2 separate regions of the Mus musculus genome follow, and region 2 is linked to region 1. Evidence: chromatin contacts called from ENCODE Hi-C or POLR2A ChIA-PET data. All regions are on one chromosome and are shown on one strand. Each heading gives the region's core, a stretch centred on a gene start or an enhancer-like site at or near the end of the contact. The rest is flanking DNA. Distances are from core to core; before and after follow the strand shown. Region 1 holds the start of Cnot2 (CCR4-NOT transcription complex, subunit 2). Region 2 overlaps Kcnmb4 (potassium large conductance calcium-activated channel, subfamily M, beta member 4).

The links. A loop is a pair of places that touch in the nucleus more often than their neighbours do. ChIA-PET counts read pairs that join two places held with the same protein, here RNA polymerase II (POLR2A).
Region 2: a loop to region 1 is called in a map of left cerebral cortex, with 5 times the contacts of the local background. The contact joins the enhancer-like site here to the promoter of Cnot2 in region 1. A Hi-C loop is called at or near these places in 1 of 37 maps with a recorded cell type or tissue (left cerebral cortex). POLR2A ChIA-PET finds 5 or more read pairs at or near these places in 1 of 5 experiments (embryonic stem cell).

Annotation. Positions count from the first base shown.
Region 1 is chr10:116,579,926-116,582,976 of GRCm38, reverse strand. It overlaps Cnot2 (CCR4-NOT transcription complex, subunit 2), which reads left to right and starts at 1,466. Exons shown (of 16, transcript NM_001037846.3): 1 at 1,466-1,524.
Region 2 is chr10:116,426,978-116,430,015 of GRCm38, reverse strand. The region is part of intron 2 of Kcnmb4 (potassium large conductance calcium-activated channel, subfamily M, beta member 4); the gene reads left to right. Among named protein-coding and RNA genes, the nearest start is that of Kcnmb4os1, 10 kb to the right of the region's middle. Within about 2 kb of position 1,376, at least 1 of the 3 ENCODE cell types and tissues checked has a DNase peak (open chromatin) inside an H3K27ac peak, as active enhancers do; it is left cerebral cortex, where a contact is called at or near this core.

The DNA of each region.
Region 1 (3,051 bases), core at 217-2,716:
AAAACCAACAAAACACAAAACGGTGAAAAGGAGTATTTAATGAAATGAACAACCTAGCAAAATAAACCTTTTTTTTCTACTGGCTACACCAGTTCCTGTCCGCATTTAAACAAATTTGCATATCTGCTGATACTGCATATCTGCTATGTCAAATTACTTTCAAAACCATGACAAAGGTACTTTTAATTTCACCGTAGGCTATTGTATCCTATTTCTTGCCTTTAGCTTTCTATGATAAAAATATATATCGCTTCCGTTTATCACAGAATCTATATCTAACTATATAGACTGGCGGGCTGGAAGGAGGTAATTTATTAAACTACAGCAGAAACTTTATTTACTTCAAATGAGTAGTAATCCGCATTAGTAAGCTCTACCACTCAAACATGAACAGCGATACGTTATGAAACTCGCAACTTCAAAGCACAAAGAGGCTTTTTAGCAAGTTAAGTAACCGTAAAACACGAAGTTTGTGGATGTTCAAAGGTGTAAACTAAGAGTATTACAGCAATAAAAAGTAATTTCACTTTCAGGGACAGTCCGGCTTTGGAGAGCAAAACACTTTAGTTCCCAACCACAGCCACCGTATTTTCAAAAGGTCTAGTGGATGAGCCAGCTGGTCACTAAGGTTTACCAAGGGCGCGCCGGGCGGGAACTAAATAAAGTGCCACAAACACCGTTCGGTTAGATTAAGTACTCCCGGCAGTGCTTTAAAAACACGCTTCCCCCTTACTTCCTCTCACCAGGTTTAGACCGGGGGGGGGGGGGGCAGGTAAAAAAAAGGGGAGCATGAAAAGGAAGAGGGGGCGGCGATCAAACGCCTAGGTTCCAGCGGAGGGGAACTCACTGCTCGGGAGGTGCGGGCGGCGTGCGGCGGGTGTCTGGGGGAGCGCACCCAGGTAGCGCAGGCAGCGGGGCGGTGGGAGGACCGAAGCACCGCAGGCACCGCACCGCACCGCGCCGCGCAGCAGGCTGGGGACAGCCCGGGGACAGCCCGCAGGAGGTGCTCGGGGGCGGGGTGTCCGAGGAAAACACAAACACAAACACGCTGCGCGTCCCCCGGTGGGCGGACCCACGCCACCCTCGGCTTCTCCCCGCCCCCGAGGCCGCGCTCGCCCGCTCGCTCGGACCCCAGGCCGCAGCTCCAGGCGTGGCCGCAGCAGCTCCCGGCGTGGCGGCGGTCTGGCTTCGGGAGCCCGGAGAGGCCGCCCAGGCCCCACTCTCCTCGGTCACCGCCACAAGACAGCGCCGCACCTTCCGCGGGAGGCGGCGGAAGCCCGGGAAGGCTCCAGGCGAGCGTTGTGCTTCTCACGGTCGACTGGCGTACGGGCGGCGTTCCGTCCATTCGGCGAGCCTCGCTCGCTCGCCGGCTTCTGCTGCTGCAGCCGCCGTCGCCGCCGCCTTCGAGCGGAGTCGGAGCGACGGGGGTCACGGCGGGGGTCAGAGGGTAAAGGTCTTGCTCCCAGCAGCCTCCGCGGTGGATACGTCGCCATCTTGGATCCGCGGGACAAGAAAATTCATGCGGTGAGTTTTTGGCCAATTTTCGGAAGTCTGGCGGCGGGGCACGCGGCGGGGGAGGCGGATTGGGGGCCCCCTCAAGGCGGGGGAATGCCTCGGGGCTGGTCCGGTCGCGCCCGGGGTCCGCGGGTAGCGTCCCGGCCCGCCGCTTCCCGTTGCTTTTGTCTCGGCTCCAATCGAGAGAGGGAAGAGCGGAGCGGGCGGGCGGGCGGGCGGGGAGGGGGTGGCGGCGCTGGAGGAGGGAGGGGGTGTGTGGCGGGGTGGACGGGACGTAAAGCGTCGCCGTGCTCGGGCCGCCACCGCCGCCACCACCGCAGCTACCGCAGCCGCAGCCGCTCCGGAGCTTAGGCCCGGGCCCCCGCTGCCCGCCGCGGGGCTTCCCCGGCTCCCGCCGGCGCGGAGCAGCCGCTGCCGCCGTGCTGCTTCCTGGGCTAGGAGAGAAGGCAGCGGCGGCGGTGGCGGCGGCAGCAGCATCCAGGAGCCCCGGCCACTGGACACGGCTCCTGCCTGCCACGTTCCCAGCAGCTGCTGGTCCTTGAAGCTTTACGTTTCTGGCCATACACGCGCATCCTCCGCCACTTGTGTGGTTTTCTTTTCTTTCTTTCTTTTTTTTTTTTTATTTGTTTGTTTGTGTAAGATGGGGACATCGCACTGGCTAACGGGCCTCGGGAGCCTCCAGGCCCTGAGCTATACCGAAGGGGCCTTTCTTGCAAGGTGGAAAGGCGAGAGAGAAACTCAGATGCTGCTTCTGCCCCCGTGCCTGGAGTGGGAAGCCTCTCTAGTGGTGTAGCCTCTTGAGTTCCGATGGTCCTGGGGCGGCGGAGGAGGAACCCGAGCCACTCTTGTGAAGTTGCAAGCCCTGGTTTCTACTTCCGCCGGGCCCCCTCTACCTTTTGCCGTTTTGTTTTAGGTCTTCACTTCAAAGTTTCATAGAAGAAATAAGTTGGGTTAAAAGAAACCCGGTAGTTCTTAATTGAGGTACTGTTTGCTTAGGAGAAAAGCTTATAATTCTTGTTATCTGTAGGCCCTTCGGGAAATCTAATTGTAATTTTATTTTTGTAAAATTATTTCTAAGGTTTTGTTATTTGCATTTACGTTAGATCCAATCAGTACGCTTTTACCTCCAAAAGAAAATAAAAATAAATAAATCTTACACATAGGTACTTTCTTGGAAATCCTAGGGGGACATCTCCACTTTTCAACATCTGGGAAGACAAGTGTTAAGAGTGTTTTGCTTCATTTTCATTAAATCCTTAGTCAAAGATTTCTCTTTAATCATCTGGACAGTTCCTAATAAAATACAGCAATATGATCCTTAGATTATTGGCAAATGGTAGAACGTTAACCAGATCTGTTCACAAGGGACACACTTAATGTTCAAAACTGAATACATTTTCTATTACTCTCTATAGTGAGAAGTTTTAGGGAGATGGAATCGTGTTCCTATAGATTTCCCTTTCCAAATAAGTGGGTGGTAACTTTCACAACAGTTTTATGTTTGGGAATGCTTTGTATATTCAACAACAGTTCCTT
Region 2 (3,038 bases), core at 127-2,626, 150 kb after region 1:
CGATGAAGCATTGAGTACATTGTGGAGGGAATTGCTGTGGGCTGAGTCTGGGTGGTCCTGTGCCTGCCCGAGCTCCCTTCACGGGCATCCAGCTCCAGGCTGGCAGCCTTCCATAGCATGTGAGGCCAGAGTGGGGGTTACCCTGGAGGAGAGGTTTGGGGGTCCATCCGATGAGGGAGAGCAAGCGCTTCAGCAGGATGAGCTGGGGAGACAGAAACTGTCACACTGGGAGAGGTTGGGCTAGATAGGGATTTTACAAACAGGCAGAGAGGGGGCTGGGCTCGGTCAGCACCTGAATTTAATTCCCAGTAAGATGACTGTCAGAGGACCACTCCCCCCAAACCCTACCCCCGCCCTGTTGTTGTGAGACAGATGATTTCAGTCTGAGCACTGGGGAGGCAGAGAAGACAGGCAGGTCCCTGGGCATCTCTAGCCAGCCACCCTCACTGCTTGGCAAGTTCCGTGTCAATGAGGGACCCCGTGTCTTATGTAGGATTCCTATTGCCGTGATGAAACACCATGACCAAAATCAGCTTGGGGAGGAAAGGGTTTATTCGGCTTACACTTCCGCAGCACTGTTCCTCACAGGAGGAAGTCAGGACAGGAACTGGAGCAAGGCTGACTGGAATGTGGAGGCAGGAGCTGAGGCTGAGGGCTTGGAGGGGTGCTGCTCTCTGGCTTGCTCCTCATGGCTTGCTCAGCTTGCTTTCTTATAGAACCCAGGACTACCAGCCCAGGGGTGGTACCACCCACAATGGATTGTGTCCTGCCCCATGAATCACTAATTAAGAAAATGCCCTATAGGCTTGCCTACAACCCAATCTAATTGAGGCATTTTCTTAATTAAGTTCTCTCAGATGGCTTTAGCGTGTGTCAAATTGACATAAAACCAGCGAGTATGCTCTGTCTTGAGAAATGTGGATAGCACACAAGAGATGGCCCCTGAGATTGACTTCCGGCCTACACGTGTGCATACGTGCACACACACTCACGTGTGTGTGTGTATACCTCTTCACACACATGGACATATGCATAATCATTCCTAAAAGAACAACAACAACAACAAAAACCAGAAAGGCAAACAGCAAAGCAAAAATGATCACTTGTTTTGGAAATTATCTGAAAATAGTTGGCACAGCCCGTGAAAACACAAGTAAACACACAGGACTGTTTAGGCAAATCCATCCATGGCATTTACAGTTTCCAACAAATCTAGGTGGCCTTTGAACGAATCCCCTGCAAGTCTGCGAACCTGCTTCCCCCGTCCTCCAGATTTGCTCAGCTGCAACTCAGTGGCTTCAATCACGCTTTGAAGTCTGTTGCCGCCCCACTAACATTTGTTGAGCTCCCATTTTGAGCTTAACAGGATGTAAGGCTCTCTTCAAGGTCCGGGAACCCCAGGGAGACCAGCCAAGTGGATCTGAGCAGGCGCCTGAATATACCACTTTACTAGGAACCCACGGGTGTGGCTGAGCCAGCATTGTTCTGCCCCCTCCCCGGCCCCACCCTTCCGTTCTTACTACATAAGAAGCCCTTGCCATGTTGACCCCCACTCCTCAGGTATCATGGGGGAAGAAAGTGGTTTTTGACCTTCTTTAAAACGCCATCTTTGGACTGCACGCAGTACGCCTGGCTGTGTTCAGACAGGAAGGAGACAGATACAGTGAAACCCGAGGGGGGTCCCTTACCCTGCTCATTTCCTTGAGAACCCAAATGCCGAAGCTCTTGCCAGCCCTCCAAGCGCCCAATGGAATCCCTGCTCGTGTGCTTATTTTTGGGTTTGTCAGCGTGTTTGTCATCTTCTCCCTGGAAACGGTTTCTCACACCCACGTCGCGAGTGTGCGATCTGCGATGATTCCGTGTCCTCTTTGCCTGGAACGAGGGCTGAGAACATGATTCAGCTTAGGGAAATGACACAAAATGCGGCTGTTAGATCTTTCAAACCTGACTCTTTCTTATGTGTTTGCAGTCTCTCTACAGGAGCAGACCCTGCTGGAAGCAAGCAGATTTGAGCTCTAAGTTCCTAGGCTCCGGGTGTGGCGGGTGTCGCGGATGTCGCGGGGAGAGACTAGAAGACACACTGTTACTTTCTTGTTGCCGTGAGAAAAGCAACTTGAAGGGGGAAGGATTTATTTCAGCTCACAGTTTGAGGGTTCGTTCGTGCTATCACTGTGGAGAAGCCTGGAGGCAGGGTGAGAGTGGCTGTGACCATGTGATAGGCTCCGAGGCAGCTGGCCACATCACGTCTACAGTTAGGAAGCAGAAAGATGAAGGCAGGTGCTAATTTCCTTCCTTCCTTTTTTCTTCCCTTCCCCTCTCCCTTCCTCTCTCCCTCCTTCACTTCCTTCCTTCCTTAAGGCAGAAGTTCATACCCATCTTTCTGCTTGCAAAACTCGATCTTGATGCTTGTTCCACCCCACCCCCCACCCCACCGAGAGAAGACAGGAGCCTTCACAGAGGTTACACATAACAGGTGTCTGATGTGACTCTAAAGACACTAAAGTCACTGTGTGAGTGCAGAGCTGCTGCGGCTCCGTTCTCAGAAAGTCTGTTGAGACACTCTCTGATATGGCCCACATCTGTGACGGTCCCAGGCATAATCTAGTTCTCTGGAGTGATTGCTTATAGGGTAAGCTTAGTGCATAGCTTCTATTGATGTTCCTAATTAGAAGGTTCTAACGTCATCAGGGGCTTTTTTTTTTCCTTGCCTCTGCTGGACATGCCTGTGGTTGAATTAGAACACATGATTTGCGTGTTAAACCTGCTGTGTTGGTCAGACCTCCTCCCCATAAACCCACCGTGCTGGATGGGACACGGGAGAAGGAAGAGCAACAAAGGCATCTCTACCAAAAGGAAGCTGCTCATAGGAGCTGTCTGTGACTACGTCCTTATAGCATTCAGGTGGAAAAAAAGAAGTACCGGGGAAGACTCAGCACAGCCACCATTCTGGCATGGTTTTTTGTGGGTTTTGTTGTTTTTGTTGTGGTTGTTGTTGGTGGTGGTAGTGGTGTTTTTTGTTTGTTTGTTTGTTTTGTTTG